Regions from separate parts of the Homo sapiens genome. Here region 1 is linked to region 2. Evidence: chromatin loops called from intact Hi-C (ENCODE). Cell type or tissue: PC-9. All regions are shown on one strand. Links, peaks and the distances in the headings refer to the core of each region. The heading gives the core; the rest is flanking DNA.

Region 1 (16,619 bases), core at 4,525-12,524, 380 kb before region 2:
AATGATGATAGATACTTGTGTTCTATTGGCAAGAATTTTGAAGAAGTGTAATTATTGATATCAAAATTCTATATGATCTGTTTAATACAAAAAGGTTATAAACCTGTATTATGTGTGCATTTAAAAAGTATATATTATATAATATAAAGTATGATTATACATGTTTTAAAAGTGTGAGTATATACGTCTCAGAATGTTTCCAGGGCCGTCTCTGGATGATGGTGTGATGAATTATTTTTAATATTAGTTTTCCATAGCTGCATTTTCTAGAATGAGCGTTTGCTGTGCAATTATGAGTTTGCATTACTGATGTAATTAGAAAACACAGGGGGCCAATTATCTTAGTTCATTTTGTGCTGCTATAATAAAACCTGAGAGTAATGAACCTGTAATTTATAATGAACAGAAATTTATTTCTCACAGATCTGAAGACTGGTGAGTCCCAGCCAGACTGAGTGATTGGCCTGTGGTGAGGGTCTGAGTGATTGGCCTCTGGCGATGGTCTTCTTGCTGTGCCATCTCATGGTGTAAAGTAGGAGAACAAGAGAGGGCAAGAGAGAGCAAAAGGGAGCCAAACTCATTCTTTTTTTTTTTTTTTGAGACAGTCTTGCCCTGTGACCCAGGTGGAGTACAATGGCATGATCTCAGCTCACTGCAACCTCTGCCTCCTGGGTTCAAGTGATTCTCCTGCCTCAGCCTCCTGAGTAGCTGAGATTACTGGTGCGTGCCACCACACCTAGCTAATTTTTTGTATTTTTAGTAGAGATGGGTTTGGCCAGGCTGGTCTCAAACTCCTGACCTCAAGTAATCCACCCACCTCAGCCTCACAAAGTGCTGGGATTACAGCCACTGTGCCCAGCCTTCAAACTCATTCTTTTATGAGAAACCCACTCCTGTGATCATTTCCATAATAATGGCATTAGTCCATTCCCTCTGCCATATGGCCTAATCACCTCTCATTAGGCCTCACCTCCCAACTCTGTTGCATTGGAGATTAAATTTCCAATACATGTTTCTGGGGGACACATTTAAACCACAGCACCCCTCATGTGTTTTTACCTTGGCTTTGCAAAATCAGGGGCCATTTATCCAAATAAGACAATGGCCCCAAACATTCTAAAGCTGCTATTGTACAGCAGGTACAACACATAGTTGGTAGCAATATATTCAGCTTTGTCTTTTCAGTTCAGATATTAAGGGTGGTCTTATCATTCTACGGCAAATCCAAAGTTTCTACTGAGGTCGTTTCAAGGACTCTCCCTTAGAAGCATTCTAGGGCATTCTCAGGCCAACAGGTATACTCACTGGGCCTCTTTGCCAAACTCCATTTATCCTTCATATCTGCTGCCAGGTAAGCCAGCCTCAACACTGAGTTCTTGATAGTTTCATTGAGCTTTCATTGCTGAATTTGTTACCCTAGGATTTATAATCAAAGTAATTAGATCTAGGTATTTCTATAAGATCATTAGACCTTATGGTTTGGGGATAAAAGATTTAGTAAATACCTTTGCTTATTCTCCTGCTGCTTGCTGTGTGTGTGTGTGTGTGTGTGTGTGTGTGTGTGTAGGCAGTCTTATTTCAACTGTCTTTGTTTTGTCCTGGATTATCTTGTGTTTATTGATCGCATAAGGGAGTGTTCCACGAAAGACAGATGCATATATGTTGATTATTTTCTGCTTCAATCTAATCCAGTCTTGAAGACAAATGGTTAGAGGTTCCTTAGACCTGTGACAATTATGTGAAAAGGCAATTAGTCGAACTTAGCCTTGGGCACCCTACAAAACCTTCATAATGACATTTATACTTTTGTCAACTTGTGGAAGAAGACCTCTTTGCTCAGTCTATATTTTAGGTCAAACAATTGTTGGGTCATTGGCAGCCTCGTTGATTTCTAGCTTCTGCTTGGTCTAACTTCTGACACCACTCATGAGCGCGCACTGTAGCACAGTCGACTGTAGTGACCCATCTTCCTTACGTGGATTTGTCTGTATCAAATTTTCAAACTCCTGCAGAAATTCTTCTTTCTATCTATAGTCTCATTATGATCCTTACTCTTGCATTCTTTTAGGTAAAAGGCAAAAGATGGCAAAAAAGATGGCCATTTTAAGGAAAGTTTGCTGTGTCAAAATCAAATCATATTTTAGGAGGCACTCTAGAAAAACTGGGAGGCAAACACACCAATCTTTCAATAGTCAGCTTCTTTATTTGGTGTGGTGGAGCTGAAAACACAAGTTGTCCAAGGACACTAACCTTCTGAAACCCACCCTGTTTGGATCTAAGCAACTTTTAACTTGTACCCCTTCTAGTCTTTTTATTCCTTCCTCCAATCTTCTAAATGAGTTAGTATTGCCTTGGGATTTCTCAGGAAAGGAACATTCATGTAAATGTGCAAGATCAGAAGGCAGATATATAGACATTGAATTTAAAACCTAATTTAGAGCTGAGTCAAAGACAATCTGTACAGGCTGCTATTAACAGGATACCATAGACTAACCAGCTTATAAACAATAGAAATTTATTTCTTACAGTTCTGGAGGCTGGGAAGTCCAAGATCAAGGTGCTAGCAAGGTAGGTTTCATTCTGAAGCCTCTTGTCTTGGCTTGCAGGTGGCCATGTGCTCACATGACCTCTTTTTTGTGCATGTGGGGAGACACTGTGTGAGAGAGAGCAAGCCCTCTGGTATCTCTTCTTATAAGGACACTAACCCTATTGGATCAGAGCTCCATCCTTATGACCTTATTTTACATTAATTATATACTTAAAGGCCCTACTTCCAAATATAGTCACTTGTGCGTTAGGGCTTCAACATATAAATTTTGGGGGGACACAATTCAGTCCATAGCAATGCTATAAATATTTTCTTATACTTCAGGAAGATGGACAGATATGTGCAATAGGATCTTTGTTATGTACTATTTTCATGAATGACTAGATGTGTACAGACTAGTTCACTTCATTTTAGCCCCTCAAATGGGGAAAGTAGTTGAAAACAAGGGGTTAGGAAAAAGATTTAAATAATCCATCTGAAAATTAAAAAATAATTAATTCTTAGAGACAAAAAGAAGGAAGCTCATTAAACACATTTTAGAAATCTGTCTCTTAAAAAGTAAATTGGACAAAGATGAAAATTTTCATAAAATAAACACTAGATTTAAAAATTGGATTCCAGGAATCTTTTGAACATTATTCTAGGGTAGGATCAACAGCTGAAAATGGACTCTGATTTTAATTAGGAGCCATAAATGAAAATATATATATAGAAAATCATGAATTTAGAAGGTAACATTTTCTGATAAGTAACTGAGCCATAGGAAAAAAAGAAGCTAGAAATAAAAATAAATATACAGCTCTATAAATGAAACAACTGGTCCCCCAAATAAAAACAAGACTCTAAGAGCCTCTGTAGTCTCTAAGAATCATGAGGTTATAAATAAGGACACCTGTAGATTTTGAGGAGAAAGACATTGGAAAAGCCAATGCCGTCTACTGAGGGTGCTACTCTTGGGGAGCTATTAGCACCCCCAAGTTCCTTGTCCTTTCTCTAATCTTCTGAGGAGAATTGTTTACAGATGGACAATGACATAGTTCCTCTTTTGATATGCATGGCCCTGTATCTACAATAAATCCTACTTCCATAGAACATCACCCCTTCAGAATCAAATTTTAAAGTTGTCTGAAAAGAATAAGGAAGGCACATTGACCAAAAGCAAGAAGAGAAAAATGAGAAATTTGGTTTTAAACTAAAAATGTCTTATTGTGCCAGATTGTCAAAGAGACAAACTTGAGGTATGCAATAAATTGTAGAAGCCTTGAGGGCAAATAAACTTTGTCTGTCTCGACTTACTAAAACCATCCAGGTAGTGGAAATTTCTAACAATCCTAAGCCCTTTCCTAAATTCCAACATGGTGTCTTCATCAGATGAATACTTTTTTTTTTTCTTTAGGGAACAATCTCTACATATCAGCCAGAGTTCTCTAGAGAAACAAAACCAATATGATATAGATAGATAGAAGATAGATAGATAGATAGATAGATAGATAGAAAGACATTTATTTTGAGGGATGGGTTCATGTGTTTATGGAGGCCAAGAAGTCCCATCATCTGCCGTCTGCAAGCTGGAGGTCCAGGAAAGGTGGTGGTGTGGTTCCGTTCAAGAACCAGGACCTCTGATGTCTGAAGGCAGAAGATGGATATCCCAGCTCAAGAAGAAAGCAAACTCACTCTTCCTCTACCTTTTTGTCCTATTCAGGGGTTCTCAACAGATTAGGCCATGCCCCCCCCACATTGGTGAGGGTGATTTTCTTTCCTTGGCCTGCCTATTCAAATGCTAATCTGTTCTGCTGACAGTAGGTGGAGTTTTGAAGAGTGTGGCGTTCAGGATTCGTGGAGTTTCAGTGGTGTCAGGGGCTGGTGCAGTCTGTGTAAGTGTGGGTACTCATGTGAGACTGCTGAGTCCTTGGAGAGGTCCATGGAACCCTTTTTCTTCTCAGTCTCCTCTTTTTGTCCTCATTCAGCCAAAGTTACAAGAAAGAATCAAAAAAATTATTCACCTCTTTACCACTATAAATGATTCTTTCTGAAGAGGAGGTTTCATTTGCAAAGATCGTATTTTCAGTTTGAACATTGATCAGCAGAATTTCATTCTTATTTCATCTTTGAATATTTCATTGAATCATCTGTCAGGACAGTAGCTGCACAAAATCATTTAAGACTCTAACAACAGATCTCAAACAATTGTGAGATTAAAAAAAAAAAACATATAGGCTGGGCGTGGTGGCTCACGCCTGTAATTCCAACACTTTGGGAGGCCAAGATGGGTGGATCATTTGAGGTCAGGAGTTCAAGACCAGCCAGGCCAACATGGTGACCCCATCTCCATTAGAAATACAAAAAAATTAGCTGGGCGTGGTGGCACACACCTGTAATCCCAGCCATTGGGGAAGGCTGAGGCAGGAGAATTGCTTGAACCTGGGAGATGGAGGTTGCAGTGAGCTGAGAACACACTACTGCACTCCAACCTGGGCAACAGTGTGAGACTCCATCTCAAAACAAACAAACAAACAAAACAAACAAACTTAGGAATATTATTTTAAGAAGGGATTGGGAGATTTCCTAAGAAAAGAATTTTCAACAACTTGGTGAGAAGCTCACCTTGCCTTTCTTTTAGCTTTGACATAGATTGGACCAAGTCACATAGAATTACTCTAGATACAGGAAGTATTATACAGGAAGTATTATAGAATTACTCCAGATAGCAGGAAGTATTATTAGCGACAGCCTAGACTCTCTCTTAATTGGCCCAAATAAAATCCAAGCTGGCCGGGCGCGGTGGCTCATGCCTGTAATCCCAGCACTTCGGGAGGCTGAGGTGGGTGAATCACGAAGTCAGGAGATCGAGACCATCCTGGCTAGCATGGTGAAACCCCGTCTCTACTAAAAATACAAAAAATTAGCTGGGCGCGGTGGCGGGCGCCTGTAGTCCCAGCTACTGGGGAGGCTGAGGCAGGAGAATGGCGTGAACCCAGGAGGCAGAGCTTGTAGTGAGCGGAGATGGCACCACTGCACTCCACCCTGGGCAACAGAGCGAGACTCCTTCTCAAAAAAAAAAAAAAAAAAAAAATCCAAGCTTATTCTATTATGCATAGCTACTATTTGGGCTGAGGAATTTAAACTGGCTTTATGTAGCTTGATTAAATTCACATTAGTAGCCTTAATTATAGAAATGGCTATTATTTGGGTCTTTCTAAGAGTTGGGAAGGCAACTCATCCTTAAGTTCACTTCAAATTGTCCTTCAAATTGGCTGCACAAGCAAAAGCTTAGGAGAGTTGTATTATAAAATTCAGCTCTCTAGTAAAGCCTAGTATTGGGCAAGAAAAGTAATTATCACCTAGACTTCCTGGTATCATCTCTTTTTATTCATTTTTAAGATAACATGAAAAAACCATTAAATTGGGATTTTGTTTTAGACTATCCAAAGATTGGTTATGGGCATAGATACTTTTTGAGTGAATGGAACACAAGTACGAGCTTCTCCTTCATTGGATAAGAGTAACAGAAGGCTGCCAGACTGAGTGTGTACATAGGAATATGGTAATATGTGAGGGAAAGAGTAACAATCAAATTAGTAAACGGCAGAAAAAATGTTGGGTGGTTTCTATTAACAGTAGGGATTTGCTGCATATATTAACATCAGATTTAAAGGTAATCCTAGTACAAGACCAAAAGATGCTTTGACTAATTTAGTAGAGGCCTGTAACTGCTTGGATACATGAAGCTAAGCCTTGGATATTGGATCAAAGAATAGCTAAAAAAGACCATGAGTTTTTGACATATGCCATGCCATAGAGGTAATACTTTTAAGAGCATCACTGTCCATTAAAAATATGTGAGACACATTGGTCATTTTAAGTTTTTAAAATATTAACATTTTTTAAAAGTAAAAAGAAATAGGTGAAGTTATTTTAAAAACATTTTATTTAACCCAATGTATCTAAAATATTGTCAGTTCGACATTTAACCAATGCTGAAAATTATTAATGAGATATGTTACATTTATTTTTACATATTAAGTCTTCAAACTCCAGTGCTCTAACCTCACACTTAGAGCACGTCTCAATTTGGACTAGCACAGTTCAAGCTCTTAGCCTTGTGACATACCTTATCCTTTCATGGACATGCAAGAGAATTATGATAATCTAGGAAGAATCCATCTGGACACTTACGGGTTTTGCTCAAATTAACTAACCAAAAATACATCCAGCTTTGTCTTTGTACTTCAGATATTGTGGGTGGCACGTCATTCTCTCACAGTATTATCACTTTCCTATTTGATGCTACTGAAGCCACAGTGGGAAGATATGTCTCTGTGGGCTTTCTATTAGGATCACAGAAAGTGAAATCTTTTCTGTTTTCTCTTATGTAGCAATTTGTGGGCTAGCACCTAAGGAATTTCTGACTCTAAAGACTAAATCTTATGTGGTCTAAAATTTACATTAAAATGTCAGCATAGTGTGCAATAAATATGTGGGTTAGTTTTAATTTCTACCTTTGGGGCTGTCAGGTGCCACAATGAGGAATACCTACTTTTTCAGGGGGAGCCAGTTTATATAATATATATTTTCCTAAGTAATCATTTTTGTCAAGACTTTCAAATTTACTGGTTTAAATGAATACGTAGCATTCTCTTATATTCCAATCGTCATTATATCTGTAGTTATGACTCCAAGTTAATTTTTTTTTCAAACAAGAGAGGCTTTATTTAGATCACCAAAAAGAACATTTTACAGAAAGGGAACCGTAACATTACACAAAAAAGTATAGCTGTAAAATTGCAAACAAGAAAGGCAATGCTTTCTTTAGATCACCAAAAATAATGTTTCACAGAGAAGGAACCGTCAGAAGCAAATTATAGCTGCAAATTTTCTTTTGCCATCAATATGGATTCCCTCTAAAATACTTTGAGACTACTTTGCAGTTTTCAAGTACAAACTAAACCTTGTTGGACAGTTGCTCAGCTTCATCAAGAGAATGAAACCAATTTGCAAAAAAAATTTTGTTTAATGCTAACAAATAACGAAACAATGTGGTTCTTGCTGACTAACTGCAATGTCTGCTGAAATGGCCTAACCTATGTACACTTCCATGAACATTTCACTGTGAACAGTTGCTTTTTACCTGCCATCACAGATGGCCTACAAAGTAGCAAGTGTCATGTCAGAACACTTTCAGGCACCTAGGAAATAATTCTAAACAGAGTAACTACAGTACATGGGGAACTCAAACAACAGGGCACACCTCTGTCAAAGCCCCCTGGTGGGCACTTTGTTTTGTGCTCTGGATAAAAACCCACCACCTTGTTAATTTTTTACCTGGAACTCAGAACACCATGCTAGATGGAGCAGTTGTTCTTACAGAACCATCAACACTTATTGACTGCCTGGGGGTTCCTGGTGCTGTAATGCACCTCAGAGGCAGCGACGTAAGCTGACTCTGGGAAGAAGTCATCGTGGTATTCTGCTAAAAACCTCACAAAGAGATCAAAGTGCTTCAATAAAGCCTTCAGATTCTTCTCAGTAAAGGACATTTTTCCAAGAATTTCTGGAAGTTTGACAAACAATCGCAGCAAATGTTGCGCCCCGTAAATGTAAGAGGGTGGAGGTGGCTGGTCACCTGGTGGGTAATTGTCAGGTACGAGCTTCCAGGAGAGGACCTCATTTATTTCATTAGTTCTTCTCCCTTCAAAGCCAGCAAACACAGGACTCCCTTCCTGGCTAGGAGTCAGAGTAGGTGAAGATGATCTGCTATGCACAGGTGTCTTCTTTTCCAGGTGCAGGAACAGCTTGGGCACACTGGTGGACATGTCCTGCTGCCAGCGCTTGGGCTGAGGTGAGGTGCTGCTCTTAGAAAGCCTGTCACAGTTGGCGGTGTGGGGCGAGGACCGCCTCAGAGACTGCACTGCTTGCGGCTCGGCTTTGCGCCTTTTAGGGGTGGCTGGTTCACCGCTGGTCGACTGACTCTCTGTAGACTGCGGCCTGGATGGATTCAACAAACGTAAGCTGGGAGAGAGCTTCTCCTGGCTCCTATTAGTATTTGTGGCACTTTCCTTAATTGCAAGAAAAACCTTAGATGCAGTCACCTTTTTATACTGAGCTTGTTCATAGGGATAGAGTAAAACCAACGGGAGAGTGTAATCAAAGGTTATTCTTAATCCATCCACCATCTCCTTACAAAGGTCAATATTCTTTTCTGCTGGGATATAAGGCACGTTCATGCTGGCATGTGGCATAGCGTGATGGTGACGAGGCCTCTCATTGGCTGAAAAGGCTGCACTGATAGCAAAATGCTTCACATAGGATTCCAAAATCGTTATGATGTTGGTGTGGCATGGAAGTTGCACTAACCGTTTCCTCCGATTAATGTAGTAACAATCATCCTCCAGCTGCCTCTTCAGAACTTCAGGGATTTCTAGAGTTACTGTTCTTTCTTCCATTTCCCTTTTTGTTTGAAGCTCCGGTTCTTCTTTCACTTCAGTCTTTTCTTCAATATCACATTCTTCACTTATTTTTTCATCCTTGTCTTCACTACTGTCAGAGGAACTGCTTAATGAGTTTTCATCATTTTCATTTTTTTCTTCGATGGAGAGGCCTTTTAAAAAAAGACAGAGTCAGCACCAAGCAACCTGGAGCGGCTGCTTCTTTCTCTCTTGCTCCTCAGGTGAGCTACAGCATTTCTTGCCAATTTATGCTGTAATCTACGAATTTCTTTCTTTCTTTCTTTCTTTTTTTTGTGACAAGAGTTTCGGTATTGTTGCCCAGGATGGAGTGCGGTGGCGCGGTCTCAGCACACTGCAACCTCCGCCTCCCGGGTTCAAGTGATTCTCCTGCCTCAGCCTCCAGAGTAGCTGGGATTATAGGCGCCCACCACCATGTCCTGCTAATTGTTTTGTATTTTTAGCAGAGACGGGGTTTCACCATGTTGGCCAGGCGGGTCTCAAACTCCTGACCTCAAGTGATCCGCCCACCTCGGCCTCCTAAAGTGCTGGGATTACAGGAGTGAGCCACCGCGCCCAGACCCTAATCTACGATTTTTTTTTTTTTTTTTTTTTGAGACAGAGTCTCACCCTGCCGCCCAGGCTAGAGTGCAATGGCGATCTCGGCTCACTGCAACCTCCGCCTCCCGGGTTGAAACGATTCTCCTGCCTCAGCCTCACAAATAGCTGGGATTACAGGCGCCCGCCACCACGCCCAACCACTTTTTGTATTTTTAGTAGAGACAGAGTTTCGCCATGTTGGCCAGGCTGGTCTCAAACTCCTGACCTCGTGATCCACCCGCCTCCGCCTCCCAAAATGCTGGGAAACAGGCGTGAGGCACCGCACCTGGCCAATCTACGATTTTCACTGGGCTCACGAAGCACATGATCTTCGGCTACCCATCTATCCCAGCTTCAGTTCCAACCGTTACAACGGATCAGCTATTCTGGGATCTTTCTGCCTTTTTCGCCTTTCCCAACAATAACATTAACAATCTAGGTCGGACGGCGTCCGACGGGAGCGTCCCACGGGAGCCTACGCGGCACCAGGCTGCACGGCAGGGGAGATTTAACGCGAAGAGAGAAACCCACCGTAGTTAAAAGGCCTCCTCCGTCGGCGGCTTGCGTCCGCGTCCCGGGCGCACACGTAGCGCCGGCTGCGCGACAGGGCGCGCGCGACGCTGCCGACGGCGCATGCGCGGTCCGGCATGCCGGGCGGAAGCCCCATTTGATTTCTAATGCTATTTATTTATGTATCCCTTGTCTCTCTTTAATTAATTATGTTGTTGAACTTTATCTGTTTTACTGGTCTTTTAAAGGAACCAGCGCTTAATGTTTCTTGATCACGTTTTTGTTTTTATTTTCTTTAATTTCTTGACTGTATTATTTTGTTCCTTTTAACTTAGGTTAAACTGTTCTAAAATCGTTTCTTGAATTGAAAGCATAATGAATTTACTTCCATTTACTTTTGTTTGCTAATAAATGCATTTAAGGCTGTCTATTCTCTGAGTACCAGTTCGTGATTTTCCTTTTGTTTCCTTCTTTGATACAAGCATTATTTAGAAGTTTTTATTACTATTTCTACTTGCAAGATAAATTTAATATTATTCCCTACTTTAAAAATCCTAAGTATACTACCAAGAGATATTGAATATTAAAATAATTAAAATTTATAGTCCTAACATTTTGCTTAATGATAAATACTAGAAGCATTTCATTTGTCAAGAAAAAAATCATTTTATATTTAATTTTAAAATTAAATATGCAATACATACAAAACCTTTTGTGGCATGCATAACATATAAAGAATAACAATAAAATGTCACTCATGTTGGTGTTTGAGTTCTTATGCTCTTGCCAACACTTAGTATTGTGTTTTTGCTAATATTCCCAGTGCAAAATTGAAGTAAAATTTGTATTTTTCTCCTTTATGATAGGCACTTTTGGTGTCTTATTTAAGAAATCATTTTATGTTCCGTGGTTATAAAACTTACCTCTCACGTTTAAACTTTTAATCCACTGGAACTGATTTTTGTATTTGCTTTAAGGTAGAAGGCCAATTCTCTTTTCCTTAATGTGGATAACAAATTGTCTTAGTAACATTTATTGAATAATTTATCCTTTCCTCACTGTTCTATAATGCCACCCCTGAACTGTATCTCTTCTATGTGTACATTGGCCTGTCTCTAGATTCTATATTGTATTTCACTGGTCCTTTTTTTTCTACCTTTGCACCTAATCACAGTGTTATAATAACTATCTAGCTGGGTAACTCTTCTCTCCTTGTTCGTTTTCCTTAGCTGTGTTATGGCTATGGTTGACCTTTGATTTTTCCATATACATCTTATTACCAGTTTGTTAGTTTTACAGAAACTCTTTTGGCATTTTCATTAGAATTACTTTGAATCTATAGATCAATTAGGGGGAATAATTGATATATTTATGCTATTGGATCTTCTAATCTGTTAACATGGAATATCCCTCCTGTGATTTAGGTCCTCTTTAATATCTTTCAAAAGATGGAATAAATTATAGTTTTCTTTATAGTTATAATTTTAGCAGTATATATTTTATGAATTATAATTTTATCAGATACATTTTGTTGGATTTTTAGAAGTCTTTTGTAAATTATATGATTTAAAGTTCCATTTTTCTACTGTTGATGTATGAAAATGCAATTGACATTTTAAAATTAGAATTTAATGAAATAATTACAGATTCACATGTAGTTGTAAGAAATAATTCAAGATGCCTCTTTTATACTTTAAATAGTTTCTCTGAAGGTAACATTTTGCTTGTGTTGGCTTTATTTTGCTCTTCTTTTTCTAATTTTTTGAGCTAGGAATATAAGTTGTTGATTTATAGCATTTAGTGCTATAAATTTCCCTCACATAATTGCTTTAGCTGCATCCCATATACTTCGATTATGTTTTCATTTTCATTCAATTCTATGTATTTTTAAAAGTTTCCTTTTATACTTCTTCTTTGATCCATGGCTTATTCAGAAGTACGTTGTTCAATTTTTACGTGTTTAGAGATTTTCTTGTTGTCTTCCTGTTATTGATTTCTAGTTTGATTCTATTATCATCAAAAGACATAATCTATATTATTTCAATACTTTTAAACTTGTTGAGACTTGTTTCATGGCCCAGAATACTGCCTATTTTGGTGTACGTTCCATGGGTGCTTGAAAAAATGCATATCCTGCTCTTGTTGGGTGGAGTAAAAGACTCCACAAGTCACTGAATGCTGTCAGTGGTATCCTTTGACTGAGATATTATTTGGCAAATAAAAATGAAGAGTTTGGATGTCTTGTCCTATATATAGTAGCAAGATGGTTCTCCAAATAAAACAGATGAAGATTCAGTTGAATATTTGCTTCTATTGTAAAAAATGTATAATCAATGACAAATTAAACAACTGAAATATTGAGAAATATAGTTATATTTGAAAGTTAAATGAGATCTTTCTTAATCTTTAAAAAAGTGAGATCAAAGTGAAGGGAATTACTATGGGGTTAATCAAGAAACTTACATAATTTAAAAATAACTCTCAATGTTTCATCTTTGTGGCAGACATATAAGGATAGGATTAAGGATGCTGATTTGGAAACATGTTATGCTAATTTAGGTTTTATTAAAAATTATGTGGTGATTACATTCAAAGATCTGTATAATCATGTGAGATCAGATCAGGTTGGGCAAATTAACCTCAGCATTAACCCACATTTCTAGGAGGAATTAGTTGCGCTACTAAACAATGACTTAGAGGTCAAACTTGACTTAATCTAATTACAGAAACTTTTTATTCTAGTTAAGAATTTCATGTCTACTGTGTAGCATAAGTAGCTTATTATAGCATTTTTGGCTACACAGTCAGGTGGAAAGGGTTCAGAGCAATAATTCAGTTACTGCAAAATATTGCTCATATATAAAAGAACAGATTTGAGACTTGGGAGAGATGAAACGCAGGGATCTTACTAAGTTTTATTAATGAAAGTTGTTTTAAGACATTTAATACTATTTCCAATCTACATACTAGAAATAACTAGAACAGTTTTGTAATATAATGAGAAGTTTTTATCGTGAAAATTAAATGCTGAAATAATGTACTTTTGGATTGCTGGTTCAAATCCACTGTACAGCTTTGAAACAACTGCCCAGTGACCTACAGTAGAACTTTTCTGTGTCCTCTTGGGTTCTGAGTTCTTTTTCCAGGCTGTTCTCCGTGCCTATCACCTGTTAAAGGATATGGCTCTGAGATCTTTCTATTACAAATGCTTTGCATTTGGTAAGATTTCAAGCCTGTGCCATTGTTATTACCCCATACGATGACCTAAATAATTTGCACAAATATAAAGCTTCCTAATATTTTCAACTTTAACACTCTGTAATTTGCCTTGTCATCTTATTCTTCTTTCAATTAAAATTATTTCCCCTTTTTCGTATCTTCACATAAATATGATCTACCATTACTAAACACTAACTTTAACTTCTTGTGTTTATTAGTACTTCAAATTTTTGGTTCTAGTGTTTATTAGTACTTCGTTCATTTTTCTGTATCTTTTATACAGAATGGCTTTTAATTTTCTTTCATGATTTTTTATAGCAGCTGAGCTTAAATATTTACTTTCATGATCATTTCAATATTGCAAGGGGGTCAGGAAAGTCTTTCTAAGAATGACATCAAAGGCAAGAAATAGAAAGAAAATATGTTTAAAAAATGTGAATACATAGAAATGAAACATTTCTTTATGACAAAATAAGACACATTTAATAAACAACAAAATGGAAAAAATAGTTGCATTCTATATTACAAAGGTTTAATAGGAAGAACGTATAAATAAGAACATGAAGACTCCAAAAAGAGAAAGGACAAAGTTCATAAATTGGCATTGTTAAAAGAAAAACTTCAGCTGAATTAAATTTAATGGAGTTTAATTGAGCAATGAACGATTCATGAATTGGGTAGCTCCCAGAATCACAGCAGATTCAGAGACTCCAGCACAGCCACATGGTGGAAGATTTATAGACAAAAAAAGGGAAGTGAGGTAGAGAAACAACTGGGTTGGTTACAGCTCAGCATTTGCTTTCTTTGAACGCAGTCTGAACACTCAGAAGTGTATGAGTGATTGAAGTATGGCTGCTGGGATTGGCCAAGACTCAATTATTGTTACAGTCACATACTCCTAAGTTAGGTTTTCAATCTTGTCTACCTATTAAGTTAGGTTGCAGTTTGTCCACAAGGACTCAAATATAGAAGTATGGAGTCCTTCTCAGGCAAAGTTTAGTTTGGTTTAAAAGCATCAACCAACATGGAATACAATGGCTCATAAATGTGTGAAACTTTCTGCCCCCCGAACTAAATTAAAAACCGTGAATCATCATTTGAAACCTATCAAATTAGTAACACAAAGAACAATAACAAATATTAGCGAGGGTGTGAAGAAGTGAATATTTTCTTATGCTTTGCATTAATTTGTATAAACTTTCCAGAGGTCAATTTAGTGCTATGTGTGAAGATCTTTTAAAACATGTCTGTTCTTTGATTTAACGAAGTCTACTTCTTGAAATGTATTCACGGTAATTGTGGATGTTGATGAGGATTTAGCTGGAGGACCTTTAGTGAAACACTGTTGATAATGTCCTATACTACAGGGATGGCTGAGTAAATGGTGATAGATACTGATTTGTGTTCCACTAACAACGCTTTTGAAGAACTGTATTTATTGGCATCTAAAATGTATTTAAAATTTTTAGTACAAAAGGAGATTCCAAACATATGTATTACATACATGCATTTAAAAAATATACATTATTTGTTTTAAAAGTTTGAGTGTGTATATATTAAGAAGTTTCCAGGGTTATCTCTGGATAATGGTGTGATGGGTTATTTCTAATATTAGTTGTTCTTAGCTGCATTTTCTAGAATGAGCATGCATTATGCAATCACGAGAGTGCATTACTTATATAATTAAAAAACACAGAAGACTGATTATGTGTTTTTCGCCTTGGCTTGACAAAATTAGAGCCCTTTTAGCCAAATAAGACACACATAGCTCCAAACCTTCTAAAACCGCTGGCGTACAGTTGGAGGGTGTTTTATCATCATTATCCCTCGCCTCCCAGCTCTTACCCAGAAATTGTTTTTCCTGGGAAAAGTAGGGCCACAGCTGTCTTTGGTGATGTTCCTGCCCCAGTTTCATGTGGTGGGGAATTGATTTTTATTTCTCACCGTATGCTTTTTGCAATACAAGCACACTTTTAGGGTCACGATTAATGTATTTTAATGGGCTATCCATCTTAAAAATCAATGAAAAGAATTTACATTAAAAATAGAAGGCAATTAGACTGATTTGGATGACCTATTTTTAATCAACCCCATTATTTACGGATCTGAAAACTCTCAGAACATCTTTCTCTGGAGCATTCAAGGATCGGTCCTCTGTTATGATGTGTGAATAATTTTAAAACAGGAGGCATGAGGTTGATTGATAACTTGTGAAATCTTTTTAAATTACCCACCTTAGAAATGCTCCAGGAGGCCCCCTTCCTCTTTCATCGGCCCTTTGCTGTTCTTTTTACCTCCCATGGTTTACTGGGATAAGTTTGACAGGTACAGAAGACATTGTGTTCTGTTTCTTGAAAAGTTTTGGGGCATCTACTCCTTACTTAGAATTAACTTTTAAGTCAGTAGTGTTACATCTTCTCTCAGCTATCTTCATCCCTTTATGTTCAACTGTTTTCACCATTGCATCTAATGTTCTTATTTCTTGCAAGAAACAAGAATTATTTATGTCACTCTCTTTTATCAAAATTATTTCTCAATTGTTATAAAATGCACAGAATTTAGGCTCTTTAGAAATTTTTGCTTTCTTAGCTTCTATATTTAAATTTTTAGCTTATACCCCAGATTTTTTTTGTATTGCTGAAGGGGATATGTATTTTAGAACTCTTGATGAATTTTCCTAATTTTACAGTTTTGGAAGTACTTGACAGAAAGCAAGTAACAACTGCCATTTCCATTCCTACTCATTTCTCTTGTTTCTAAGTAGTATTTTTACCACATTCTTGGATTTAGTATGAAAATGTTATGCTCTCCATTTGCAGCCACTCCTCAGAAATTAATATAATTTGCTAGTGTTCTGAGGAGAAGTTACAGAAACCAGTTGTAATGGTTAATGTGGAGTGTCATCTTGATTGGATTGAAGGATGCAAAGTGTTGTTTCTGGGTGTGTCTGTGAGGGTGTTGCCAAAGGGGACTAACATTTGAGTCAGTGAACTGGGAGAGGCAGACCCACCCTCAGTCTGGGTGGGCACCACCTAATCGGCTGCCAGCGTGGCCAGAATAAAGCAGGCAGAAGAATGTGGAAGGACTTGACTGGTTTAGTCTTCCAGTCTACATTTTCCTCCTGTGCTGGATGCTTCCTGCCCTCAAACATTGGACTCCAAGTTCTTCAGCTTTGGGGCTCTTGGACCTTTGACCACAGACTGAAGGCTGCACTGTCTGTCAGCTTTCCTACTTTTGAGGTTTTGGGACTTGGACTGGCTTCCTTGCTCCTCAGCTTGCACACAGCCTATTGTGGGACC
Region 2 (16,619 bases), core at 2,762-10,761:
TCCACAGTGATTCATCGCCCGGTCACAGCCTCACTGATCTGGAAAGGAATTCAGGTCTCCTAACCGTCTAGAAAATGAGACTTTTTGGATGAGGGTCAACCCCCACAGGGTCACAGCTGTCCTGAAAAGTTTGAAAAGTAGTTTAGAGCATTTTATAGCAGGTCTCAGAGTTTTGACGTGGATTACGAAGTAGCTCACGTGTTTTTTTTTTTTTTTTAAAATGAGGATACTAAAATACAAATATTCCTATCTTCGAATGCCTTCTTGCCAAATTGATTCTTTCCTGTTCATTGCAGTGTGCTGTGAAAGATTTAATCTTATCACCCTCATCAGGAGTGATAATAAAAACTCATGGTTTTATTAGAATGCACACTGTGAGATGTAATATCCAGGCTTGTAGTTGTTATAGGAAGTTAAATAGGGTTAATAAAAAGAGTAGGGTTTACATGAAGTATGCCTTGGGGTTGCTGTGGAACAGTGTTTCCCAAAGTACGTTCCATAGAACACAAGTCCCATGAGCTACTCCACGGATAGAAAACTGCATGGCAAAATAGAGATATAAAAACACTGCATAAAACACTGCATTTCTTCACTTATAAATTCATCATCTACATTATATATTAAGGCATATGGGAACTCCTGCAGCACAATATTCTCTCACCTCCTCTCCCCCTCCTCATTATTACTTAACTTGGCTTAACCCAATGTTTTGCAGACACCTTTGCCCGTGGAACAAGTGGGACTTTACATTTTCTAAAAAATACATACATGTATATATGTGTGTGTGTGTGTGTGTGTGTATTTATATATATATAAATACACACACATAATTTCTAGCTAATTTATATTATTGTCAAATAACATATTCTATAAGACGTTCTGTGTGTTTTTTAAGTTTTGAATTTTTTTTATGGTCTACTACATATTTTTGTAAATACTCCATTTGTGTGAAAGAAGAATGTGTATTTTCCCATTGTTGCAAGCTGGTACCTGAATATCTGTCAAATTGAATTTGTTAAATAGTATTGGACAGATCTTCTATACCTATACTAATGTTTTTGTCTGTTTGGCCTATCAATAATTGAAAAAGGTATATTGAAATCTTCTACCCTGGCAAAGAATATGTCAATTTCCCCCTGTAGTTTAAGCAATTTTTGCTTTATATATTTTGAAACCATTTAAGATCATACAAATTTAAAATTGTTACATCAATATGTAGTAACCATTCTTATCCCGAATAATTTATTTTATCTGGTATTTTCATAGCTGTGTGAGCTTTCTTTAATATTTGCCTATTATCTTTGATTCTTTTACTTTTAACTTCCAGTGTCTTCATGTTTTAGATGTGGCTCGTTTAAATAGTAGATATTTTTTCCTCAATCAAAACTGATACTCTGTATTTTGAGTAGAAAGTTTAGTTTATTTTTATCTATTGTAATTATTATATACTAAGTCTCCTTTTTTATCTCATCTTACATTGTGGTTTCTATTTACCCTGCTAATTCTCTGATTTTTTCTTTTTTCTTTTTTTTTTTGAATAAGTTGATTTGTTCTTGCTCTTCTTCTACTACTGTAATTATTATCATTCCATTTTCTCTTCTACTAGTTTTTTTCCCAGTGGAGAGTGTCCAGTTTCTTGGGGTTTTGAACAAAGAATCGGACAAAATGCACTAAGAAAACAAGGACAGAATGAAGCAACAGAAGCAGAGATGTATTGAAAATGAAAGCACACTCCACAGGGTGGGAGCGGCCCTGAGCAAGTAGTTCAAGGGCACTGGTTACAGAATTTTCTGGGGTTTAAATACCCTTCTAGAGGTTTCCCACTGATAACTTGGTATAAGCCCTATGTAAACAAAGAGGATGAAGTGCAGACACAAAATTATTTACTTGGTGTACACCCTATGCAAATGAAGAGGATGTTTCCTGTCATAGCTGAAGCAAAGCTATAAAGTTATTTACTTGGGCTTAGAAGGTTTGTTTTTTTCTGTTTAATTTAGTTCTAGGAAGTCCTTAGTTTCCCTGCCTCCAGACCCTATTTCCTGCCTTAGTTTGAAAGTTATACTCTTATTTATTTATTTTTGATTGTTACATCTGGAATTCAGGCTTACTGAACCTCATCTCTAAAGTTAATCAGTATCTTGACCACTCCTGAACAGTTGTTCAACCTCCAGACTTATCTGCTCTTGCATCCCAGCATTTGCTCTTCACTAAAATTATTATTATTATTTTACATGTACTTTAAAAAATGCACCCAGTTCTTTGAAAGTTACTTGACTCCCTATGTCTTCAAAATCAGACCTTCTTTCTGGGATCATTTCCTCTTTCTGGGAAACATACCTAGGAGTCCTTTTGTTTAAAGTCTCTTTAGCGGTAAAACGATTTTTGTTTGTCAAATTATCTCCAATTTGCCATTGCTTTTAAACCTTAGTTCGCTGGGTTGACAATCCTAAATTAGCCCTTTTAGGTATTGTTTTATTCTCTCTGGTTTTCATTGCAGCTAATAGCAAGCCTATTTTAAATCTAATTTTCACTTGTAGGTGATCTATTTCTTCCCTTTGGCTATTTTAAAGATCTTTTTATTTTTGTTGGATTTTCTGTAATTTCATCATAATCTAACGTGTGGATTAAAAAAAATTAAGCAACTTGGGATTCATTGTGTTTTCTGTAACTAAGAATTCATGTTCTTATCAGTTCTGGAAAGTTCTGAACCATGATCTTTTCAAATATTTCTCCTCTTTCATTCTCTGGGATTCTGAGAAGATGCACGTTATGCTTTTTCACTTTCCACTTTCTTTTTCTTCACTTCTTTTCCATATTTTCTCTCTCCTCTTTCTCTGTGCTATTGGCTAATTTCTTCAAATTTGCTTTTCTGTTCTTTCTTCAACTGTATTTAATCATCTACTTATAACTCATCTACGGAGTTTTCTATTTCATTAAATAATTTTCATTTGTAAAACTTGACAATTATCTTTAAAAAATTCCTGAAATTTCTGACTGTCTCTCATTTTCTGGTCATTTAAAAAAGTTAATTATTATTATTTATTTTTATTTTTTGACACATTAAAATTATATATTTAAGGTGTAAAATGTGATGTTTTTGTATACATATACATTGTGAAATGATTACCACAATGAACATATCCATTACTTCATCTTTGTGTGTGTGTATTTGTGTGTGTGTGTGTGTGTGTGTGTGTGTGGTGAGAACAGTGTCAGATCTACTCTCAGCAAACCTCAAGTATACAATACATTGCTATTAACTACAGTTATCATGTTGTGCATTAGATGTCCAGAATCTATTCAACTTATGACTGAAAGTTTGTACCAAAATCCACCTCCTGTCCTGTCTCCTCCACCCTCTATTTCTGGTTATTTTTAATCTAGCTTTTATTTCTCCAAATAAAAATGGTGATTTTTTAGTCCACGTATAATTCCCATCATTAAGAAACTTGGGGAATTCTGTTGTTTGCTGCTGACTCTCACTCATAGCAGCCTACTTCTTTGCATGTTTTGTAATTAATTTTGAATTCCTGTTAATCTGCATGTAATATGAGGCAATCCCAAAGCTGTCTGCTGAGGCTTTTGTCCACAGAGGATTTGCTTCTGCTGGGAGCTAGGGGCATCACCAATCTGGGCCTGCCTCGTTTGCTCCCCACTTTTCAGGCTCATGGCAAGCTTCCCTTCCCCCACCTTGCAAAATGAGTTTCACTGAAGAGAAGCTGAAAACATGGAAAAAAAAAAAAAAAGACACAGCTGGTCTTTGAACAAAGTTACCCAGAGCATTCATTGCTTATTCGTGGGTTTTCCAAGACTTTGCGGGACCTGGTGCTCAGGATGACTTTGAGTCTTGGCTAAGGCAGCATGAAGAGTGCATTACTGATTTCCTGAGAAAGCCACACTTGCAGGATGAGACTAAAAGGAAAAAAAAAATCCCGTCTGTATGGTAAAACAATACACACAGAAGCATTCTTTATACATGATGGCATATAAATTGATGACTCACAAACTACTTTTCTCCGGCAACATAACTGAAAGAAGCCAATATCCAGAGGAAAGTCTCAATAGTTTCAAGGTTGATTTTTGTATAACGTTCAACTTAACATTATCTAACCACACAAGAGGATCTCAAAAACGTATTATAAATTATTTTAATAGAGGAGAAATTATGCCCAATGAATATTTAAACCTAATAATATTAGATCTAACAATATGACAAGAAATGGAATAATCTTATGTAATCTTTGTGTATACTGAGTAGCTTGATAAAAAAGGATCTTTTTTTTCTATTGGAATAATGGATGCCATCATTAGTAGAAATGAAAATTTTAATAACTTTAATTTTTTAGTTATCATTGAAATCAAGAGTGAGTTTCTTAATGAGTAAAGCCCAGGACATAGTACTGGCAAAACGAGGTCTGTGTTGGCTGGTCAAGACCTGTGTTCTCATCTCAGCTCTGCCACAGACTTCTTGCAGGGCTTAGGGAAGTCACTTCTGTTCTCTGGGTTCATGTGTGTACAAATATGACGAGAGTCTCTAGGACTTTTCCCAGCACTAGAATTCCAATTTTTTTTTTTTTTGAGATGGAGTCTTGCTCTGTTGCCCAGGCTGGAGTGCAGTGTCATGATCTTGGCTGACTGCAACCTCTGCCTCCCAGGTTCAAGTAATTCTCCTGCCTCAGCCTCCCGAGTAGCTGGGGTTACAGGTGCTCACCACCATGCCCGGCTAATTTGTGTATTTTTATTAGAGATGGGGTTTCACCGTGTTGGCCAGGCTGGTCTCGAACTCCTGACCTCAGGTGATCCACCTGCCTCGGCCTCCCAAAGTGCTGGGATTCCAGGCATGAGCCACCACACCCGGCCAGAATTCCAAGATTTTTATGGTAAATATAAAATTCCATCTATCGTTGCATATTATTAAATCAATTGTTCAAAACATCTAAAAAACTGCATTTCTTTAAACTGGCTTTGGAAAAAATATTAGCAGTTTTAACACAGCACAGTTATACGTGTGGCAGATAGTACTGATGTCTATCCAATACAGATTTGCCTTTTCTTCCACTCCAACAGATTTTATTCAGAAAGGCAATGTGCTTGTTTGTCATTGTCCCCTTTTTGCAGCCGAGAGTGTCTGTGTGACTCACTTCTGGCCATGGGGTATGATATGGTTTGCCTCTGTATCCCCATCCAAGTCTCATGTTGACTTGTAATCCCCACTGTTGGAGGTGAGGCCTGATGGGAGGTGCCTGGATCATGGTGAGAGGTGACAGCGTGCTGACAGCCCTCGCTCTCGGCACCTCCTCGGCCTCAGTGCCCACTCTGGCCGCGCTTGTGGAGCCCTTCAGCCCGCTGCTGCACTGTGGGAGCCCCTCTCCGGGCTGGCCGAGGCCAGAGCCAGCTCCCTCTGCTTGCAGGGAGTTGTGGAGGGAGAGGCGCGGGCAGAAACTGGGGCTGCGTGTGGCACTGGCAGACCAGCACGAGTTCTGGGTGGCCGTGGGCTCTGCGGGCCCTGCACTCTGAGCGGCCCACTGGCGCTGCCGGCCGGGCAGTGAGGGGCGTAGCACCCGGGCCCGGCAGCTGCAGAGGGTGTGCCGGGTCCCCCAGCAGTGCCAGCCCGCTGGCGCTGTGCTGGAATTCTCGCCGGGCTTCAGCTGCCTCCCCATGGGGCAGGGCTAGGGCCCTGCAGCCCACTATGCCTGAGCCTCCCCCACTCCGTGGGCTCCTGCGCTGCCCGAGCCTCCCCGACGAGCACCGCCCCCTCCTCCTCTGCGGCCTCCGGTCCCCTCGACCGCCCAAGGGCTGAGAAGTGCAGGAGCATGGGCGGGACTGGTGGGCAGCTCCGCCTGCGGTCCTGGTGCGGGATCCCCGAGGTGAAGCCAGCTGGACTCCTGAGTCTAGTGGGGACTTGGAGAACTTTTATGTCTAGCTAGAGGAATGTAAACACACCAACCAGTACCCTGTGTCTAGCTCAAGGTTTGTAAACGCACCAGTCAGTGCTCTGTGTCTAGCTCATCTAGTGGGGACTTGGAGAACTTTTGTGTCTAGCCAAAGGTTTGTAAAGGCACCAATCAGTACCCTGTCAAAATGGACCAATCAGCGCTCTGTAAAATGGACCAATCAGCGCTCTGTAAAATGGACCAATCAGCAGGATGTGGGTGGGGTCGGATTAGGGAATAAATGCGGGCTGCCGGAACCAGCTGTGGCAACCCAGTGGGGTCTTGTTCCACAGTGTGGAAGCTGTGATTTTTTTGGCTCTTTGCCATGAATCTTCCTGCTGGTCACTCTTTGGGTCCCCACTGCCCTTATTAGCTGTAACACTCACCGGGAAGGTCTGCAGGTTCACTCCTGAGGCCAGCGAGACCAGAAACCCACCAGGAACCCACCAGAAGGAAGAAACTCTGAATATGTCCGAACATCAGAAGGAACAAATTCTGGACACACCATCTCTGAGACCCGTAACACTCACCGCGAAGGTCCGCGGCTTCATTCTTGAAGTCAGTGAGACCAAGAACCCACCAATTCCAGACACAATGGGAGTGTTTCTCATGGTCTAGCACCATCCCCCTAGTGCTGTCTTGTGATAGAATTCCCGCGAGATCTGGTTGTTTAAAAGTGTGTGACACCTTCCTCTTCGCTCTCTTCCTCCTGCTCCTGCCAGGTAAGAGATGCTTGCTTGTCCTTCACCTTCCACCATGATTGTAAGTTGCCAGAGGCCTCCCCAGAAGCAGAAGCCTGTATAGCCTGCAGAACCATGAGTCAATTAAACCTCTTTTCTTTATAAATTACCTAGTCTCAGGTATGCCTTTATAGCAATGCAAGGACGGACTAATACAGGGTATAAGCAAAAGACCTTGGGGAAGGCTTACCTGGGGTAATAAACTAAGCTTTGCCCTCAACCCTACCTTTCACCCCATCTGGAACGGAGATACCATATCCTGGAAGGCACAGCAGCCATCTTGTGGTCATGAGACAGAAAGGCACAAGCTAAAAATAAAGATGGCAAAGCAGAAAAATAAATGTAGCCCGGATCCCTGAAGATTTTGAGGAGCCATTGAGTAATATTTTATTTATGGCAAGAAGTAATGGCTAGGAGGAAATCAGTACTCTCCTGGTAATTAAATAAATAATCTCAAAATACTTTCTAGTATATAACCCTTCTTGGGCCTTTTTCCAAGGAAATAATCCTTATCATAAAGTTTATGCATAAATATGCTTATTACAAAACTGTTAGCAAATTATTGAAAATAAAATGTTCAGTAATATGTAAACAGATCATCCATCCATGTCTTCTGACTCTGGAATCAGTAAAGTTCTCCTCCCTGGTGCCAAGTTCTTGGTCAATTGCTCTAAGAAACTGTCCCCTGCAATGGACTTTTTTCGCCCTCTCTAGGGCATATGCTGGCTATTTCATTTATTGCCCATCAGAGCAGAGGGCTTTGGGATGCTTGCACCGTTCTTCCTGGGACCACCTCTAGAAAGCCATTCAGCACAAATACACAGCAGATAACAGCATAGACTGGATGTGACATGTAGTAGTGACAGCTAGGGGAGAAGGTTAATTGCAGAGCGGACTCAATCTCAGAGCATTTGGAGAAGAACTCTGACTTGGCACGACAAGAGCACCTGTGTGCCATGCCATTTAGTCCCCTGTCAAGAAACTTTCCGAGATTTTCGTTCTTTCTGCCCTGATTAGACAGGAGATACCATCATAATTTAAGAACATGAAGCCAGGCAACAGTACTTTCTCTCATTAAAGATTTTTTTCGACTGACAACTCATCTGTCAGCTATTTAGAGAAAAGGGCTCAGCCCTAACAAGTCAAAGGTATTCAACAATGAGAAACATTTGTAACAAAGGGGAAGGGAATGTGAATCACTTACTGGAGCCCCGAGGCTGGTTGGTTCTGGAAACCTTGGAAGCCTGTTTTGACCTTGTTATTCATTGTAGTCACTCTTCGTCCCTCTATGCCAACCCCAACTCTTACATCTCAGGCTCATTATTCTGATGCAGAAAGTTGACCAGAACCCACAAGGGGCCTGACTTTGGATCTACAAGCCTGCAAAAGTTGACCCCTAAACGTGAGGTTTTCTGAGGCTCAAATACACTTGAGACAGGGAAAAGGACTAACAAAGAATCACATTACAGTGTGGATTAGGATTACTGGCTAACTTTAATCAACTGATGTCAGCATACACAAAATCAATAGATTTTGTTGCTATGTCCTCAACATTAAAAAAGAGAGAGGGGAAAATATAAGTATATTCAGTTACCTCCATACTTGTCTCCTGGAATAGTTGCTTATCCTGAAAATGCTATCGATGATGTGGTTTCCACAAAGACATGTAAGTAGGAAATGAGAAGACTCTATGAGACCCTAGGATCTCAGAGATAGAGGTATTTGCAAACGCAAATAGTTCATTACAGGGTGGCCAATCTCTTGTGGGGAGTCGTGACCCTTTTCCAATAATCCACTCTACCTCTTTGCCTCAAAGTCTTCCTAAGAACCATCTTCTGATCTACAACTGAGTATAATATGTCTGTAACTAAGCAAATTGGGGCAGAATTAATTAAACCACTGCTAGAAGCAATCCTTGTCAAGTATTAGTCTACAGTTACAAAATAATATGTAAACTATGATCCATTTTTGAATAAAAATACAAATAGATGGATGATAGAAAATGCTAAGTAGCAAAGTCTTGTGTGGTTAGCTCTAGGTGGTCATTTATATGTGATTTTAAAAATTGAGTTATATTTTCCAGAGTATGTACAATGTAATTAAAACACAATGTTTTAAAAGAAGAAAATCATGGGGAAAGAATGATTCCAAGTCACTGCTATTGATTTTTGTGCCAATGCATAATCAGTTCCCAGGCAGCTAACAGAATGCCCTGAATGCTTCCAAGTCGCCACAGTTGCAGAATTGCAACGTTTGTTCACAAGGATGAAGGTGTGGTCTTAATTCAATTTGTGACAAGATTCACCTCAACTCCAATTTCACTTCAGGGCCTTAAGCAAAAGCAAAGATCAGCAACTGAATAGAACAGAAAAGAGGAAAAACCCAGAAATCCTGGGAGAAGCCCAGTGACCATCCCTGATGCCCCTAAATTCTCCCAGAGCAATGAGAGCTGCCCTGCTGCAGGCAAAGCATGTGACACCCAGCAGCCCAACAGGAAGCCCACCAGATTACTCCCTACTCCACGGACCTCCTTTGATGACAGGCAGCTTCAGAATTCCTCAGCTCGTGTGCGCTCCTGACATGATCAACCACACCATGCTGAGAGGTGAGCATGGCAAAATAGTTTTTCTTAGACCCCTGGCCCTATCAAGAGCTGAGGATGAAGCTCCCACTGAAGCTCTGACTCCAGCTTGGCCCCTCATCCCCAGCTTCCTTGTCCTGAGCTGATTGACAACTTCCCTGCCTTTTCTGTTCCTCCTCTCCCTGCCTTCCTGGGACTGGACCTGGAGTTCCTTCTGTGAGAGACATTGGTGGAATCTACAGTCATCTCTGCAGGGTCCCAGCTGAACACCCGCCTATCTGTTTGCCGATGCTGGTCAAGCGTAAGGCTTGCTCCAATAAATTGAGTAAGAAATGAAAATCTTCAAGCCATGACAATTCAGCTCTGTGCCAGCAAAGGAGACTCCAGGCTCTGGAAAATCCTGAGGTCCTGCCTTCCTGTGAAATAACTTTTCTTCTGAAAAAGAATAACCTTTGAGAAACTGTGTGATTCATGTTCTCAACAAGATTCAAGCAAACATCACAGTTAATTCCAAGAATCCTCTCTCGAATGTCAACATATGAAACAAAGAACCCTGGTGTGAAATGGGAAGCCCAGTTGCTGAACACAAAACATCAGTGGTCACTCTGGAATGTGAACCTGGACTTCCTCCATCCATGATGCACAACCTCGAGGCTGGTTTTATGAGCTGCATGTGACAGTTTACAATCTGGTTACTTAACCATAATACATAGTCTGCAGATCCCTTCCTTTTTGGAAGGAGATCCTGTGTGGAGAACTGAGAACTCTGAGCTCTGTCCCCAGTGAGCAAGAAACTTGTCTATGGTTTTTCCGAAATGCAACCCATTGTCTCCCAGGCCCCACCACTCAATAACAAGTGGTTCTCCCAGGAACATTGCAAATATGCAGCTATATTCTTTCAGTTGGTTCTTTCCTTGTCTGTTTTCTTTCTGACCAACTAGAATGTAAGCTCCCGAGGGCAGGCACTCGTCTGTCCAGTTCACTCCATGTTGCCCACATGAAGCATCTGCACATAGTAGAGGCTCGATTAGGAAGTCGTGGATGAGGAAACTGGATGTCACTTCTGCCCGTGTCTTGTCCATGAGCATTACTCAGGTGGGGTGACAACTCTCTTTCCAAATCACATTGCCCTTGACATTCACTAAAATTGGCTTTTCAGCACCCATCTGGATGGGGAAGGAGAAAGGGATGAGGCAGTAGAATTTACAAACATGTGTTTATGGGTCGGAAGGGAACTAACAACAAAATCTGTATCCCCAAGGGACGGTCCGGTCTGGAAAGGGAGAGGGGCCTGTCAGTGCAGCGGAGGAGAGGCACCAACACCTCCTCCTACCTCCCATTCCCTCTGCACACTGGACAATCATGTCCTGCAGTGAGAAAAGCCAATTGTTTCAGTCAAGGCTTCCAGTCTTATTCTTGGCATACAAACATGTGAAAATAGACGTGTCAGTCATTTTCACGACTGCCAGGGTGGCTGCCAAGTAAACCAGCAGGAGCAGGAGTAGAAGCTGACGTGGGAACCGTGCACCTGCTATTTTCCCATTAATATGTTGCTGTTTGGGGGCTACAATTCTGCCAGCTTGTCGGAAGATTTTATCTGTTTATAATGCATGAATTCTGTGTTTTTATGACTGTTCAGAAAAAAAAAAAAACAGAAGAGCCCCCCTAGGTTATATTACCTTGGCATTCTTTTGAAAGTTCATCTGCATTAGGAAGGGTGGATGGTAAAGATGATGACTATTTTGGCTGTCCAGATCTGCTCACATCGTTCTTCCCCAGACTCACCCAGCCTGAGCGTCATCCTCTTCTCCTCCTCTCAGTATTTGAATACCTAAAAATATGGCCGGGCACAGTGGCTCACGCCTGTAATCCCAACACTTTGGGAGGCCGAGGTAGGTGGGTCACAAGGTCAGGAGTTCAAGACCAGCCTGGCCAAGATGGTGAAACCCCATCTCTACTAAAAATACAAAAATTAGCCGGGCATGGTGGCAGGCGCCGGTAATCCCAGCTACTCGGCAGGCTGAGGCAGGAGAATCACTTGAACCCGGGCGGCAGAGGTTGCAGTGGGCAGAGATCATGCCACTGCATTCCAGCCTGGGTGACAGAGTGAGACTGCATCTCAAAAATAAATAAATAAATGAAAATACTAGGGGGATTCAGTATTATCCCTATTTTACAGATGAGAAAACTGAGGCCCAGCAAGGTTAAGTGACTTGCTCAGTGTTCTGTGGCCTGAAAGTGGTGGGGTTAGGGTTAGAAACCAGACGGCTTGTTCCACAGCCCTGTGCTGTTGTTAATGGCTATGCCTTGCTGAGATTAGTGTATATGCCAGATCAATCATTCAGAGATGGGTTTTAGGAAAACAACAAACAAACCGAAACAGGATGCCCAGTAAAATTTGAATTTTACATAAATAACAATATTTTTTAGTATAAGCATATCCCGTGGGATATTTGGGACATACTTTCACTTAAAAATTTGTGTTGCTTATCTGAAATTCAAATTTAACTGGGCATATTGTATTTGATTTGTCAGCCTAGCATTGGTAGTAGATGACTAGTTTGGAGATCCAGGAATCTGGGAGTTGGGGTGACCTGGGGATGAGAGATGGATGTCAGTCAAGACAGGCAGGTTGGTAGAAGCAGCTTGGAGCGTCTTCTCATCTTGACCACCAGTCTGACTTCCTAGAAGAGATGCTGATGGGACTCCAGGGGAAGTGTTTGTGCCCTCTGCATGCATTCCCATGTGCGCACACACACACACACACACCATATACACACCCCTGGCTCTCTACCTAGAATGTCCGACTCATCAGGAGCAAGTTGCATGCCCTGGTGAAGCTTAGTGCCTCTGCTGTGCAGGTGGGAGGGAAAGGCAACTTAGGAGCTTTAGAGCACTCCAGGCAGGCTGTAGGCCCCATCTCCTAAGAGCCTATGCTTTTATTTTTGTTTTTGTTAAAGACAAGGTCTCACTCTATTGCCAAGACTGGAGTGCAATGGTGTGATCATAGCTCTTTGAAGTCTCAAACTCCTAGGCTTAAGAGATCCTCCCACTCAGCCTCCCGAGTAGCTGGGACTACAGCCATCAGCCATGTGCCACCATGCTCAGCTAAGGTTTTTTTTTTTTTTTTTTTTTAAGAGAGACAGGGGTCTTGCTATGTTGCCCAGGCTGGTCTTGATCTCCTGGGCTTAAACAGTCCTCCCATCTCAGCTTCCCGAGTAGCTGAGGATTATAGGTGTGCACCACCGTGCCTGTGAGCCCATGCTTTTGAATGAGAGGGTGCTAGTGGGCTATTGTGTGGCACAGCCAAGCTTCCTTTCCAGGCATTATTTGTCTCTGGATGTGAAGCATTTCCTAGCAATCAGTGATGTGTTCTGTGTAGTCCTGTCCACACTGCATTTGCAAAAATCCCTCATGGATGCTGGGATGTGGTTAATTTCTGGTTTCACTTTGTAATGAAGATGCACATGTTTTCTGTTTTATGTTTTGGAGGTACATGTGTCTATGAACATAGAGACAGATGTGGACATATAGATTGATAGTCGCTTTGAAGACAATTTGAGGTGGTTTATGCTGTGGTTGTTTACATGAGAACAATGGGGAGGGAGAAGGAACCCCATGCTCCCTTGAGGTCCTTCTACCTGTCTCAGAAACCCCACATCTCAGATCCTCAACCAGATTGTAAGATCCTCAAACACAGGACAGGTTTTACTTACCTAGTGCTTCCCAGAGATGCCCAGTAGAGAGCCTTCTGCATCTTTCTGTATTTTTCCATTAGCTGATTTGGTAAACCTGATGAAGCAAATACTGTTTGGTTGAAACAATTTACATTGCTCTAGGCAACGCTATTCCTCAGCCAAATGAATTAGATGATTAATAAGTATAACACGTAATTGAATTCAAAGTCCACGTTTGCCATCCCCTAAGCAGAGGAGGTTTCGTTGTATATTGTTATTGATGGAAAGAAACTGAGGTACTTTGGCTAAACAAAAGAGGGTACAGATGGCATTGTGCTTCAACTACACAAAAGGAGCCTGCTTATATACATGCTTGCTGCATGCCAATTTCTGCTCTCTGGTATTTTAGTGGAGAAAGGAGATTTCTTTAAAGACACTAAAGTAAGTATCAACAAAGAAGTGATTTATCTTTATATCAGAATTTTGGCTTGGAGCACAATCAGGATTTTGGGTCTGTTTGGGGCTAAGTAGAAATATATGTGAGACCAAAATAGGTTTTTCCTGAACCTTCAAAACTATACACAGTGAAAGAAATATTAGCTTCAAAAATCAAAGTGATTGGATTTTCTAGAATCTGTATGATATGATGAGAAAATGTATGCAATATACATAAACCAGAATAGCCTTCCTTATTCAATGTTAACACTTTTTATAAGAAAGTATTAGACCTATTGATTTAGCAACTACATAATTATTGGTACTTGAAATACAGGCTTATAGAAACGAAGAAGTCAGAGTCACTCATTCAAAATGTAAGCATAAATATGACTTCCATTAGCAATACCGGATTCCTGGATAGAATGGCCCAGTCTAGTCATCCCAGCAGGTCAAAGTGGCAAACCAGGTCAACACCAGAAGAGGCCCTTACAAATCCAAACAGAAACTTCTTTCTAAACCAAATCATTTGGAAAACACCTGAGCAATCCATGAAGTTTTTTACTGAGGTGCAGACATTCCAAAAGCTAAGCAAATATTCATGTAATGAGTGCCCCAAGACCATCAGCCGTGGACCTGTCGTTACTTCAAACAAGTCAGGATTTCAGCCAGGTCAAGGTTGAAGAAGAATAATTTTGGTCTAAGCACCTGGCATTTGCTCTTAGGTGTGGTCAAACTATATATAGGTGGATGCCGCCAGTCTTTAGTTGAATTGGGCAAAGAACTCTGAGTTCAGTAGGGGTGTGTGTGTCTGTGTGTGTGTGTGTGCATTTGAAATCTTTTTCATCTTTAATGAAATCTATTTTTTAAATGTCCTTCTTGTCTAAGTGCAACTAAGAGAGAGACTGCCCATACTAAGAGATTGGGGTGTTTGCTCAGGGCAGGGGTACAAGGCACACCTATTCCTCACCCAGTGCAAGCTGGGGGGATGGAGGAATTAGATGACTCCTGAGTTCGCTGCTCTAACCAGAGAGGGAAGGGGCAAGCCTGCATTCTTGTCAAGGTGAGGATAATTCTGGCCTCATGTGACCCAGCTTTGCTGATCCTACCAGGTGAGCATTCCTGAAATAACTGCTATCCTCGTGGAGTCCTGTTCCTGGTCCTGTCTACTCAAGAGATTGTGGGTGTCGCCTGCCTTGAGTTGGCCACCCTCATGGGCTTCTTTGTTACTGGCAATCAAAGTCCTGATAACCTTGATGTGATACCCCTGCATTCATCCCAGGTAAAATTCTAATGAAAAGCCACTTCTCTCAGATCATCATGTGGGATGGTAGATTTCACCTGTTGACAGATACCTAGGGATAGATATGGACTTGGAAGTCAGGAGGACCTGGGTTCAAATCCCTACTCATCCACTTGTGGGCAAGAGAGCCTGGAAAATTTACTTACTCTAAAAACCTGTTTCATTGTCTATAAAGATGCAGATAATAACAATGACAATAGAATTTTATATGGACTGAATGAGCTAATCCAATGTAAATGTGTAACACTGGGTCTGATTTGGTAAAAAAGCACCATTTTATAAACATAGAGAGCAATTCAGGATGAGGAAAGGCAACAGAGTTCTATTACCTTTCAGGTCTCAGTTCATGTCAATATCAATTTTGAAATGTCATTCAACAAAACAAGTATATAGTGAGTTCTTATTAGGTGTCAGGCACAAATTCCAGGAGTTGGGTAAGACAGTCAGTGTCCCTACCCTCAGGAAGCTTACATTTTAATAAAGAAAGAAAGGAAAGAAGGGAGACAGGGAGGGAGGGAAAGAAAAAATAAAATGTAATTGATGTAGCAGTACAAACCCTCAGGCATTATGATAGGGGTGACTTTTGCAAATCCCCCCGATATGGTTTGGCTGTGTCCCCACCCAAATTTATCTTGTATCGTAGCTCCCATAATTTCCACGTGCTGTGAGAGGAACCTGGTGGGAGGTAATTGAATCATGGGAGCAGTTTCCCCCATGCTGTTCTCATGGTAGTGAGTAAGTCTCACAGATCTGATGGTTTTATAAAGGGAAACCCCTTTTGCTTGGCTCTTATTCTCTATTTGCCGGTCACCATGTAAGATAGCCTCTTGCTCCTTTTTCGTTTTCTGCCATAATTGTGAGGCCTCCTCAGCCATGTGGAACTGTGAGTCAATTAAACCTCTTTCCTTTGTAAATTATCCAGTCTTGGGTGTGTCTTTATCAGCAGCGTGAAAACGGACTAGTATACCCCCTAACCCTAACCCTAACCAAACAACTTTGATTTTGTCAGAAATAACCAGAGTTGGTTTTCTCAGTAATCACCACCAAATTTCTCACCATTGCATCTGGAAAAGTGGAAACAGCATTCTAGGACCCTGCCAAGGATGGGAAGGCCGGGAGGGGTGTGGCCTGTGTCTCAAGAACAATCTACCTGTAACCAGACAGGGTTGTTCATCTTTAGGAAATCCCTACTGCCCTAAGCTAAGACGGTGGATGTGAAAATGTCCCACTTGCTGGAGGAGGGAGCTTAACCTCGGAGAGAGCATTTCTGAGGCTTCTGTGGCATCTGTTAAGTCTTCAAACACATAGGACTCTCTCCAAGTCAAGCGACGAGAAAGTGCATTTTTCACAGTGCTTGCTGCAGCACGTTTCAGGGAGCATGTGTGGAGCCTCCTGGTGGGGAGAATACCTGGCAGCTGCCAGACACATTCACTGTGGGATTCTGTGGCTCGGAGCACATGTCCTGTGAGTCACAGGATATGAGACAGTGAGGAGGCAGAGGGTAGGGAGAGGGCAAGGCGCTCCAGAGGCTGCAGCAAAGGAGAGAGGGGGATGCCTTATTTCTCTTAATTTTTAACCTATATAGGCAATTTTGCAATAAAATGGGTTGGCTACCAAGTATATTTCCCTAGAGCTCATGAAGCATTGGATCCTTTGATTGCAGAAATCCAAAGATAACAAGGTGAAAATTCAACTCACAATCCATATTTCAATTTGCCATTTGTGGTTTGTAGTGATTGGTCTGAGCCTGTGAGTAATCTAATGGTGAAACATGGTTGCACGCTAGAAAAGCTGTAGTTTACAGCAAAAACCAAGGAGCTATGGGCAAAAACTTTAATCACTTCAAAAAGAAGTAATTCACCTGGAATCACCTTTCCTGCAGGCAGTGAGATGTGCGGAAACAGGCCCCGAGCTATAGGTAAGAACACCCAGGTGTTGGGGCTGCCCCTG

The links. Hi-C counts contacts between places; a loop is a spot of excess contacts. Peaks named below come from ENCODE experiments on the same cell type or tissue, not always from the same donor. Only the 100,000 strongest peaks of a DNase experiment are listed, where the experiment ranks them.
Region 1: it touches region 2 in a loop (4-fold over the local background); 2 of 110 quality-filtered maps call a loop at or near these places.

The regions. Positions count from the first base shown.
Region 1 is chr2:233,858,205-233,874,823 of GRCh38, forward strand. It overlaps MSL3B (MSL complex subunit 3B), which reads right to left and starts at 10,182. Exons shown (of 2, transcript NM_001425333.1): 1 at 10,123-10,182; 2 at 6,459-9,146. The coding sequence starts at 8,991. The coding sequence ends at 7,921. In PC-9, for the core only: a CTCF peak has its summit at 7,813 (motif pointing left); a DNase peak (open chromatin) is centred at 10,157; H3K4me3 peaks cover 2,473 bases; H3K27ac peaks cover 1,165 bases.
Region 2 is chr2:234,242,253-234,258,871 of GRCh38, forward strand. No RefSeq gene overlaps it. Among named protein-coding and RNA genes, the nearest start is that of SPP2, 200 kb to the left of the region's middle. In PC-9, for the core only: CTCF peaks have their summits at 6,982 (motif pointing left), 7,206 and 7,405; DNase peaks (open chromatin) are centred at 3,959, 7,769 and 9,829; H3K4me3 peaks cover 849 bases; H3K27ac peaks cover 7,131 bases.